Regions from separate parts of the Mus musculus genome. Here region 2 is linked to region 1. A link is a contact called in ENCODE POLR2A ChIA-PET data. All regions are on one chromosome and are shown on one strand. The core of a region is the stretch at or near the end of the contact, and the rest is flanking DNA. Distances in the headings are between cores, read along the strand shown.

Region 1 (5,911 bases), core at 1,046-3,545:
AGAGAGAGGCTGGCCATGGCCATGTGGAAAGAAGGGGAGAGGGAGGGAGAGAAGGAGGGCTAGAAATGAGAGTAAGAAGGGTGAGAGCTTAAAGAGCAACTTTTTAAAAAAAAAACTATGAGGATGACTTGACTTATACAGTTCAATGGATACTTACTCAATGCCTATGAGACTATACATGAAGCATTCAGAATAACTCACTCTCACAAGTTTATGAAACTTAAATTTCAGAGAGGAAACATGTGAAAACAATAAGTCAGTAAATAAAAGGCAGAATTTCTATGAAAGAAACAAGAAACCATGATGGGAAAACATAGAGTAAGTTTTATTTCTCAAAAATTATCTTGTTGCCTGGCAGTGGTGTCTTTGCCTCTAATCCCAGCACTTTGGTGGAACAACCAGGGCTACACAGAGAAGCCCTATTTTGAAAAACCAACCAACCAACCAACTAACCCCAAAAACCTAAAACGTTTAAAAAGCTATAGGGTGTTTATCTCTGTTCCCTAGCTCTCTCCTCTCTTTCCCTTCTCCCTGCCCGCCAACCCCCAACCCCGTGTATAATTCAGAATGTTCTGGAACTCCTCCTGTAGACCAGGCTCTAACTCAGAGATCTGCCTGCCTCTGTTTCCCCAGGGCTGGGTGTAAAGGCGTGTGCCTCCACTGTTCAGCTGTCTGGCTCTCTCATGTTCACACCACCTCACACCACCTATACATTAATTAGTTCACTCAACACTTCTGGGCATCTGTTTTGTATCAGATGGCCTTGTACTGTGTGCTAGAGTCACAGATGCCCAAGAAGGACTCTGTCTCGTGTAGTTCCCATAGTGCATAATCATCTGGGGTATTTGCAAGAATGCAGATTCCTGGCTTCACCTTTGGTCTACTGAGTCTTCAGGAATTGAATCGAAGTGTCAAGTCCCACCTCGTGTCTTGGTATATACTGAGATGATTCATTTCTTTGTTTTTGCTTATTTGTTTGTTTTGTCTCTACTAAAATTATAACCAACTGGGAATCAAATAAAAATTTAATGCTGGCCTGGAGAGATGGCTCAGGGGTTATATAGCAGTGACTGCTTTTCCAGAGGTCCTGAGTTCAATTCTCAGCAACCTCATGGTGCTCACAACCATCTGTAATGGGATCGGACGCCCTCTTCTGGTGTGTCTGAAGACAGCTACAGTGTACTAATATAAATGAATAAAAAATTCACACACACACAAAAGAAAGAAAGAAAGAAAGAAAGAAAGAAAGAAAGAAAGAAAGAAAGAAAGAAAGAAAGAAAGAAAGAAAGAAGGGAGGGAGGGAGGGAGGAAGAAAGAAAGGAGGGAGGGAGGGAGGAAGAAAGAAAGAAAGAAGGGGAAGAAGGAAGGGAGGGAGGGAGGGAGGGAGGGAGGGAGGGAGGGAGGGAGGAAGGAAGGAAGGAAGGAAGGAAGGAAGAAAGAAAGAAAGAAAGAAAGAAAGAAAGAAAGAAAGAAAGAAAGAAAGAAAGAGAGAAAGAGAGAAAGAGAGAAAGAGAGAAAGAGAGAAAGAGAGAAAGAGAAAGAAAAGCCGGGCAGTGGTGGCGCACGCCTTTAATCCCAGCACTTGGGAGGCAGAGGCGGGCGGATCTCTGAGTTTGAGGCCAGCCTGGTCTACAGAGTGAGTTCCAGGACAGCCAGGGCTACACAGAGAAACCCTGACTCGAAAAACCAAAATAAATAAATAAATAAATGAAAAAAATCAATGCTAAGAAAATGCGTCAATAATGATTGTACAATATATTATCAAAATAACTCCCCGTTCCTAGCGGAACGCAGTCAAGTAGCGGTAGTCATAACCGGACAAAGTAGCCAACGACACAGTTGTTTGCGAATGTTCTGTTTCCTGGGGCTGCGTGGAGGATCAGTAAAGATCTAAAGCTGAGACATTCGTTTGCCCAGATTTAACTGGAGCTAGGTGCTTTCACCCAGTTACTGTACTTGGCTTTGTTGGTGAGACAGTGCGCAGGTGCACCGAGACCTTGGCTACACGCATGCGCAGTACTTAACTCTGAAGCCACAGGCGGGAGCTTACGGGCGAGTGTTTCTTCTCCACCTCAGAACGTTCAGTGCTAGAATTCAGAGACGGTGACTGTCTTTACTTTTGGAGAGCGACCTTGGTCTCACTATATCCCCCCCTTTCCTTTTGGGCTTCTCTAGTAAGTTGGCTGCCAGTACTTAATATGGCGAGAGGTTTGCAGCGGCGCACTCATTCCCGGCGCTCGGCTGGACTGGGCTGGGCGGTTCCCCACGAAAGGGCGGGAGTTTGACGGGCGGGGCCTGGCCTCCAGACTGAGGGCGGCCCCAGGCCGGGCCTGCAGGTTGCTGCAGCGGCCTCGGTAGCTGCGGAGCGCTTCGGGATCCCCGGGAACCGACTCTGGTGAGGTGGGCAGGGGCAGGCGGGAGGCGCTGAGCGTAACGGTCCGAGGTCCAGGGCCTGGGCGCCCGCGGGGATGTCGCCTGGACAGCGGCTTCCTGTATCCCGGGAGGCACCCCGGGCCCAGAGAGGGGCTGGGACCTGTCCCAGTGGTCGGGGCCTGCCTGCCTCAGTTTCCTGCTGCAGCCGCCGCCCAGAGAACCTCACACTCGGGTGGCCCACTGTCGTAGCCCGGAGCTGACGGGATGAGATGCTGCGCGCCCTGCGGATCACGCTCCGTGCACCCGGGAGTTTTGCAGCGCCCTGTGCTCATACGGCTTTGCATGTGATCTTCCCCTGAAAGTCCGCTCTCAGCCCACTGCCCCATTATCAGAACTTTGATTTTTCAGAACTCAAAGATCACTTCTTTAAAAATCTTTCTTGAGGCCTGCTCCAGGCTCAACTGATCAGATTCTTGCCTTTTGCGAACTTTGCCCAAGTCAGTGTTCTGCCACTCTTTCTTGTTCTGGGCTTGTTAGAAATCATGTCCTTTTTTTTCAACTCTTATGCCCTATGATGACTACTAGTAACTAAAAAAAAGTTACTGAATAGTCGAAAGATGACAGCTCTATTAAATGCATTACCTACAAAGGCCCCTTTAATCCATGCAGCGATCTATGGTGTGCGTTCTGTATATTCACGTTTTATGCACGAAGAAACAAGCACTTATAAATCAAGTTTCACAATGAGCTAGAACCCCCTACGAATATTATGACTTAACTAGATTGCCTTTAGTTTGCTGTTTATACGTTAGCCTGTAAGATATGGAGGTCAGGGTTGCAACTCACGTTTCAATAAAAGGGCTGCTTTTTTTTTTAACCCAGCGTCTTATGCAGCCAGTCAGTGTTGAGATTTCAGGCCTGTGAGTCTAGGCTGGGCCCTGAGAAAGCTTATGAAGTAGGATTGATAATATTACCAAATCGATAGTTTTCTTAACAAAAATCAAGGCCAGCTCTGCACTGTCTTACTGGTACATCTACACCCTGTGCTGCAGGAACATATTGTCACATTTTGCTCAAATTACCTCAGAAAGCTTCAGGTGTGGATGTCATTAATTCATTCCCCTTAGGAAATGCTCTGCAGTGCTGTGAGTTTTATATTTTTTGATTTTGGCAGCTAATGAAATGAGAATAGAATTTGGAATTGAATTAGACTTTGATTTCCGCTTTGCTACTAACCAGTTGCGCCTGGTGGACACGTGAAGGCTATAGAGGACGTTGTGGAGATGTCTTTAGCCTTCGTGTGGGTTAGAATCATTAGGCCAACTCCTTACCTGTGGAACCATGCTCCCATGTAAAAAATATTTAGTTTTAAGCCGGGTGTGGTGGCGCACGCCTTTAATCCCAGCACTTGGGAGGCAGAGGCAGGCGGATCTCTGAGTTTGAGGCCAGCCTGGTCTACAAAGTGAGTTCCAGGACAGCCAGGGCTACACGGAGAAACCCTGTCTCGAAAAACAACAAACAAACAAACAAAAAACAACAACAAAATTTTGTTTTAATTATGTGTATGGGGGCAGCAGAGTGGATACAAATGCAGGTATCAGAGCTGTAGACCTCCTGGAACTGAGTTAGAGGCAGCTGTTAGTATGTGATGAGAACTGAATTTGCATGCCCTGCAAGAGCAATCTGGCCTCAAACTCAGGGATCTACTACCTCCTGCCTCCCACTCGCAGGGATCAAAGGAGTGCACCATCATGTCCAGCTTACATTGCCATTTTCTGAATCCTACTTTTCTTTCATCCTTTCCTTTTTTTTTTTTTTTTTTTTTTTTTGAGACAGGGTTTCTCTGTGTAGTCCTGGCTGTCCTGGAACTCACTCTGTAGACCAGGCTGGCCTCAAACTCAGAAATCCGCCTGCCTCTGCCTCCCAAGTGCTGGGATTAAAGGCGTGCACCACCACGCCTGGCTCATCTTTTTTTCTCTTTTTTGGGATTTTATTTATTTTTATTTCATATGTATGAGTGCTTTGTATGTGTGTCTGGGGGCATTAGAAGTTGAAGAGACCCTTGCATCCTCCAGGTAGTTACAAGTCACACATAGTCACGCCTGCCTCTGCCTCCCAAGTGCTGGGATTAAAGGTGTGCGCCACCACGCCTGGCTGAGGACAGTAATCTTAATCCCTCTAAGTTTTTACTTTGTGGTAATGGAAGTTGCAGCTGATTATTGTACGCGTGAAACACTATCCATTGTTTATGATCTTACTTTTGCTCTGTGAACAGCTGTGGAGCTGCCGACATTTTGTAAAGCTGTGTTGGTGATCAGAAGGATCACGTTACTTAATGTTGTTCATATAATGGCATAATATATAACGGCACTTCATACACCAGGTCTGTTTCACGAGCTGGGAATGCAGCACTGACTCAAACAATGTTAGTTGGGGTGTGTGTGTGTGTGTGTGTGTGTGTGTATAGTCTCAGTAGTTGGAAGGCAGAAACTGGAGGATCACAAATTCTAGGTCAGCCTGAGCCACCAGAACAAGACACTGTCTGAAACAAACAAGCCAACAATCACAAACCAGTCTTTGTACCAGAGGGACTTACATTTTGGTTAGTTGTTGTACATAATAATTAGAGAAATATAGACTTGGTAAGGAGAACACACATGTGGGTATACACATGTGGCACAGGTGGGTAAGTATGGTGGTACTTCACATTGTCCAACTTACTAAGAAGGTGACATTTGGTCAGGAGCCTGGTTAGGGAGTGAATCATGTGGATAACATGAGTGTGGTTCTTGCAGGGCTCAGCACACAGGAGGGTGGCTAGCTGTGCAGGTGGAGGTGTGTGAGCAACTGGGAGATGAGAAAGAAACAGGAGTAATTCATTTGGATGAGATGGGTCAGCTAGATACTCTGGGCAAGTATAAAGATTCTCTTTAACTCTAGTTGGTTGGTACCTAGGGTATGTGTGTGTTTCATTTTTTGAGACTGGGTCTCTATATGTAGCCCAGGCTGTCTTCAGGTCTACTATGTAGCCCTGGGGAGAATCTAATTTGTAGCAGTCCTTCTGCCTCAGCCTCACAAATGCCTGATTTTAGGCTTGTCCTGCTCTGCCTGGCTGTTTATGTTTGGTTTTGTTTGTTTTGATTTTGAGTGCATATGTGAGTACCAGCATAGGGTGCAGTTCTCAGGCAGAGGTTAGAGGATGACTTCCACGGGGCATTCTCTCCTTGAACTCTGGGTTCTGTGGGTTGACCTCGGGTTGTCAGGATGGCAGCTAGCACTTCTACTCCTGAAGCACCTCAGCAGTCCTGGTTTGTATTTTACAAGGATGCTCTAACTGTTCTAATGAGAACAAAACAAAACAAAACAAAATAACAGAATTTAGGAGGTATCAGTAGCGCCTGGGAGGAGCTTTGGCAGCAATTGAGTTGTGTTGCTGAACATGAGTTATTCCAAGTTTAGTATTAAACAGCAGTTGTTTATTATTTCACGCATTCACCATGGGGGAGAAGTGTGGGGCGGATCAGCGGTGTTGCTGGCT
Region 2 (5,911 bases), core at 1,169-3,668, 110 kb after region 1:
CTTTGAGATTTATTTCTTTTTATGTGCATTGGTGTTCTGCCTGCATGTCTGTGAGAGGCGCCAGATCCTCAGCAACTGGAGTTACAGACAGCTGTGAGCTGTCATGTGGGTGCTGGGAACTGAACTCAGTCCTCAAGGACAGTGCTCTGAACCACTGGGCCATCTCTCCTGCCAGGTCGCTCTCTTTTCAAGTAAGATCCAGGTTAGGTGACAATGACAAGGTACTTAAATGCTGAGGAGGCTTCACCTTCCTCTGTCAGAGAAACTGCAATCCAGTGGAATTTTCGAACAGACCCAGGGCAGGGTCAGATGGGCTTCCTGCTTTGCTTGCCTCCGGGGCTCTATGGAATCTAATGAAACATAGTAATGTCACCTCTCTAGAGCCTGGTACAATACAAGAACCTCCTCTGGACTGGAACACAGCTTAGCAGAACAGACTGTCTTTATACCTCAGCCTCTAAGAACTGCCACTTCCCCAAGCTGATTAGCATTCTAAGTAAGATGTGATGTGAGAAGAAAAACACCGGGTGGGTGCAGGATTTTGGAATTCTGTTTTTGTCATTGTGGTTTTATATAGCTCTAGCTGTCCTGGAACTCTTTATGGAGACTAGACTGGCCTTGAATTCAGAACTCAGAGATCCTTCTACTTTGGCCTCCATAGTGTTAGGATTAAAGAAGTGTGCTACCACCTTGCTGGGTCAGGATTCCCAAATTCAAACCTGTGATGCAACATGATCTCAGAGAAGTAAGTCCTTTTCCCTCGGGAGCTGACAGACTCCCTGTGTAAATCTTGCAGGTTGCACTACATTGTTGCTGTTCCTGGTACAGACATTAATTAGATACAAGCATGTAGTTATTCAAAATGTGGTTCTAGGATAGCAAGATGGCTCAGCAGGTAAAGGCACTTGTTGCCGAGCTTAAAGCTTATTCTCTCTCTGTCTGTCTCTGTCTCTGTCTCTTTCTCTCTCTGTCTCTCTGTCTCTCTGTCCCTCTGTCTCTCTCTCAGCTGGGAGTTGTGGTACATGCCTTTACCTCAGAGCTTGGGAGGTGGGGGAGGCAGGCAGATCTGAGCTCCAGACTGGCTTTGGCTGCATAGTGAGACTCTGTTTTAAAAGTGAATAGGAGGGGCCATAATAAATGTTTTAGTGTGTTGGATGATGCTCTGTTCCTTCCTAATATTTACTGCTTCCCTAAATACTAGGGCACTTACCAGGCTAGACCCGTCTAGGTACTGCAGGATACAGAAGTGAACAAAATCTAGGTGCCATTGTAGCTGGTCATGATGGACATGATGACATGCCCATAGTCTCAGGCTTGGGAGACTGTACCGGGAGTATGGTCCTGACTCGGGACCATCCTGGGTTATATATCCAGTACCAGGCTAGCAAAAGAATCAAAGCAAAACCTCTTGTCTAAATTACATAGGAGATTGGGGCAATGTCATAATCAATAAAATGTGCGGAAGCCCGGGGACCCATGTGCAGATACCCAGCACTGTAGGTAAAAAGCGACAGACCAGAGCTCAGGGGACTGTGATCCCGACTCTGAAGAGAGAGAAACAGCAGAATCCCTAGGACCCGTTGGTTAGCTCTCTAGTCAAACTTGTAAGAGACCGTGACTCAGAACAGAGAGGAGGAGTTGAGATGGCCCAGTGGATAAACCTCACGCTTGCTGCCTAAGCATGAGGACTTGCTTGTAAACCCCGAATCCACATAAACAGAGGGTGCTGTGGTACTTGCCTGTCACTGAAGCTCTGTGGGAGTAGGGACAAGTGGAACCATGGAGTCGTCCCAGCCCTCGTTCAATGGTTCTCAAACTGTGGGTCGGGACCTCCTTTGCAAACCTCTATCTCCAAAAGTTTATTCATAACAGTAGCAAAATTACAGGTTTTCTTTTAAAGACTTATTTATTTTATGTATATGAGTACACAGTTGCTGTCTTCAGACACACCAGAAAAGGGCATCGGATCCCATTACAGATGGTTGTGAGCCACCATGTGGTTGCTGGGAATTGAACTCAGGACCACTGGAAGAGCAGTGAGTGCTCTTAACCGCTGAGCCACCTTTCCAGTCCAACAAAAATATAGTTATGAAATAACAATGAGAATAATTTTATGGTTGGAGGTCACCCAACATGAGGAACTGTATTTAAAGGTCGCAGCATTAGGAAGATTGAGAACCGCTGGGGCCTAGTTGAAAAAACAAAACAAAAAAGTGAGCCCCAGGTTCAGAAAGAGAGAATCTATCTCGAAAGCTAAGGTGGGGAGCAGGAGAAGACAGCAGCAGAGATCAACTTCTGGATGGACACACACACACACACACACACACCCAAACCATGAACAAAAATGTATCAGGAAAGGGGGATGGGCTGCTGGCTCCCAGTGACGTCACGGGCGCTCTGTGACGCGGCTCCTCTGTGACGGTGACAACAGCACAGCAGCGGGAGGGTCGGCCGAGCCGCCGCGGGGCTCACGCAGGGTGCTACCCTGCGGCGCGAGGCAGCTGAGGAAGGGCCGAGGGCTTTGGCTGCGGCGACTTCGGCTTCCCAGAGGGGTAGCCCAGGTCAGGATGCGGCGGAGCCCCCGCTCAGGCTCGGCCGCATCCTCTCATAATCACACACCCAACTTCTACAGCGAGAACAGCAATAGTTCCCACAGCGCGACTTCGGGGGACAGCAATGGGCGCCGGTCCGCTGGGCCGGAGCTCGGGGAGCCCGAGGGCAGAAGGGCCCGGGGCTCGAGCTGTGGTGAGCCCGCCTTAAGCCCAGGAATGCCCGGAGGAGACACATGGGCAGGAAGCTCTCGGCCGAAGCTGGCGCCTCGGAGCCACAATGGGCAGACCGCCTGTGGCGCGGCAACCGTGAGGGGCGGGGCCTCGGGTGCGGGCGGGGTCGAACCCGGGGGCGAGAGGGCGGGGCGGGCTCGGGGGCGGGGCCCGGCGCGGACCTGGGTGCAGAAGCCCCGACCTGGCTCACGAGGGGACGTGCTCGACACGTGTCCCTCGGGGGCGAGCTCGGTGCCATGGCCGGTCCCGGGAGGGGGCGGAGGAAATCCTGTGCCTGGGCATGGCTGAGGAGGTGCCGCAGGGCCGGCGTGAGTGTGACCCTAGTCCGGCCGCACGGGGACTCAGACTGGGGGGCGGTTTCCACTGATTGAGACTCTCCAGCTCCGGGTCTGGGCGTGTGCAGGGAGTGTGACCTGGGGCAAAGGCCTGGACTAAAAGCCTGTTTGAGAGGCTGCCCAGCTGTTTGGCACTAGGGTCAGGAGCCTGCGCCCGGGCCCCGAGGGGAAGAGCGGGCCTGTGGTGCACAAAACCTCAATGGTGCCCTGGGCTCTTGCAGAACCGTCTGGATCTTCTGTAGTTTTGGAGGAACAACTCAACCTTCTCCCGATCCTGGATCTGAGGCAGGAGATGCCTACCCCGAGGGTGTCCAAGAGCTTCCTGAGTACGAGCCAGGCCAGCCCCATCCCCTCTGACCTTGGCACTCAGAACCCCATTTCTGCTGAGTCTGAGTCAGAGAAACCAGCCCAGATGCCCTTTGACCTCTGCTCTCGGACCCCCGCCCCTGTTCCCAGTTCTCCTCCTCGAGCCTGTGCCCTAGTGTCCAGCCTCAGCTCATTTCCCCAAACGACCCTTGCCTCCTGAGCCCCAGACTCTTGTCCTCCGCACCACCCCAGTCCCCACCCCGGCTTCTCTTGAGCCCTTCTGAACCTGCACTACCTCACCTTCATGGATCACCCTCTCTGAGCTGCTTCTCCGGTCTCCGTCCCTAGGCCTCCTCTTTCAGGTGCTGAGCATGGTGTTATCCCTGGCAGTCGATGGGCTGGTCTGTGTGTGCAGGTCAGAGGGAACGGCAGGGCTCAGGGAAGGGCAGCAGGGCTGGCCCCACCCAGGCTAGAGCAGATCCAGATCTGCTTGAGTTCCCAGAAACTGGGCGGGTCTAGGACCCCCACGGTCGAGGCTTGAGTGGTTCAGGGCCTCTAGGCAGCAGCTTCCACTCCTGTTCTTTAGGGAAATCTGCTCCATCCGCTTCCTGTTCACTGCTGTGTCGCTCCTGAGCATCTTTCTGGCAGGTGAGGAGCATCGATTCCCTGGGACCCAGCTCTGCAGGTTTGGGGCCAAGTCCAGCCCCCCCCCCCCGAACTCCGTCTTGGTGGCCTTCAGCCCATTCTAGTGACCCCCCCCATCTTGGTCTCCCGAGTGTGCTCCGGCAGCCCTAGGTTTCACCCCAACTCCTTGCTTTCTTCCTTGTCCTCTTACATCAGAGGACACCTTTCCTCTTTTTCTTCCTCCAGCACTCTGGTGGGGGCTCCTGTACCTGATCCCTCCTTTGGAGAACGTGAGTTGGGGAGACCTATGTCTCCAGGTGGGGTGAGGTTGTGTGTATGTGGGGGGCATCCCTGGGCTGTTGGGATGGGGGCAGTGTAGGAAGCACTGAGTATAAATCCCCATGGGCCAACCAAGAATGGTAGGGCAATGTTGACAGAGAAGGGTGCTTACTGGTCCCTTCCTCCACAGGAACCTACGGAGATGCTGACTCTAAGGTGAAAGGGCAGCTGGGGCAGGCCTGGGCAACACTGGCAATGCCTCTGTGGGTGCTTTCTGAGAGGAATGCACAGGGACAGGTAGCTAACTGCATGGTACCCACCTCCCAACTACAGCCAATACCACCACCGCGTGCATTCCCAGGGCCAGCAACTGCAGCAGCTCCAGGCAGAACTGAATAAACTCCACAAGGAGGTGTCCAGCGTTCGTGCAGCCCACAGTGAGGTGGGCTATGGCCCAGCTGGGAGGCTCAGGGGTCTAGCTGTGTTCACTTGGAAGACTGGGTCCCAGTGTGGGGAATCTTTCTCAAGGCCCTTAAGTTCCTACCTCAGAGCATCGAGTTACTGAGAAGCAGGCCTGCCTATAAGCTAGTTCACAGTCCTCCTGGGTCACCCTCTGCCTTTCTAGAGAGTGGCCAAGCTCGTGTTCCAGAGGCTGAATGAAGACTTCGTGCGCAAACCTGACTATGCACTGAGCTCTGTGGGTAAGACACAGAGAGATGTGGAAAGAGCTGGAGTGACGGTCCTAGACAGCCATTCTACCGCGCTGTTGAGAAGTCCCAGTAGGAGCCCCTGAAATTGACTTGTGCCTGTTCCAGGAGCCTCCATCGACCTGGAGAAGACGTCCAGTGACTACGAGGACCAGAACACTGCCTACTTCTGGAACCGCTTGAGCTTCTGGAACTATGCCCGCCCGCCTTCTGTCATATTGGAGGTGGGCCTGGAGCCAGAGGGCTTGGGGACAGTACCAAGGGGCAAGAGCTGGGGACAGGAGTCAGCCTGGTGCAGGGAGGAGTGGAGCCCAGGTCAGTTTGGCTCCAGGAGGCACTCCCCACTGGAAGAAGAATCTGGCATATTATGGTAGGGCGCCAACCAGGCAGAATCTGGACTTAACACTGAAGAGACCCAGCATTGCTTCGTCTGGCTAGGCAGAAACCAGGGCAGCCGGCAGAGCTCTGGGCTGAGCAGCGGCCCTAAGATTGGTCTTCTGGGTTTGTCTTAACGTTCTGACGGTCTGCCCAAACCCCTGCAGCCAGATGTGTTCCCTGGAAATTGCTGGGCTTTTGAAGGTGATAAAGGCCAGGTGGTGATCCGACTGCCAGGTCATGTGCAGTTAAGCGACATCACCCTGCAGCATCCTCCACCCACTGTGGCACACACCGGAGGGGCCAGCAGCGCGCCTCGGGACTTTGCAGTCTATGTGAGTGGGGTTGAGTGCAGGGAGGTGGGGGAACTCTGACCAGGAACACGAGGCAGTGGTGTGTTGTTGGCTGCTCTAGGTTTATAAATGAGCATAACCACATCCAGATATTAGGTATGGTTTGCCAAACTCATATTATCCCATTGCACCTGTAAGACCTATGAAGT

What was found. ChIA-PET counts read pairs that join two places held with the same protein, here RNA polymerase II (POLR2A).
Region 2: POLR2A ChIA-PET joins it to region 1 with 11 read pairs in Patski. The contact joins the promoter of Spag4 here to the promoter of Cep250 in region 1. POLR2A ChIA-PET finds 5 or more read pairs at or near these places in 2 of 5 experiments (Patski and embryonic stem cell).

The regions. Positions count from the first base shown.
Region 1 is chr2:155,954,263-155,960,173 of GRCm38, forward strand. It overlaps Cep250 (centrosomal protein 250), which reads left to right and starts at 2,296. Exons shown (of 33, transcript NM_001130000.1): 1 at 2,296-2,395.
Region 2 is chr2:156,062,795-156,068,705 of GRCm38, forward strand. Spag4 (sperm associated antigen 4) reads left to right here and starts at 2,419. Exons shown (of 12, transcript NM_139151.4): 1 at 2,419-2,877; 2 at 3,340-3,444; 3 at 3,773-3,839; 4 at 4,011-4,072; 5 at 4,295-4,338; 6 at 4,518-4,543; 7 at 4,661-4,769; 8 at 4,953-5,028; 9 at 5,143-5,258; 10 at 5,577-5,744. The coding sequence starts at 2,568. Gm39970 (a long non-coding RNA gene) reads right to left here and starts at 1,820. Exons shown (of 3, transcript XR_866890.1): 1 at 1,211-1,820.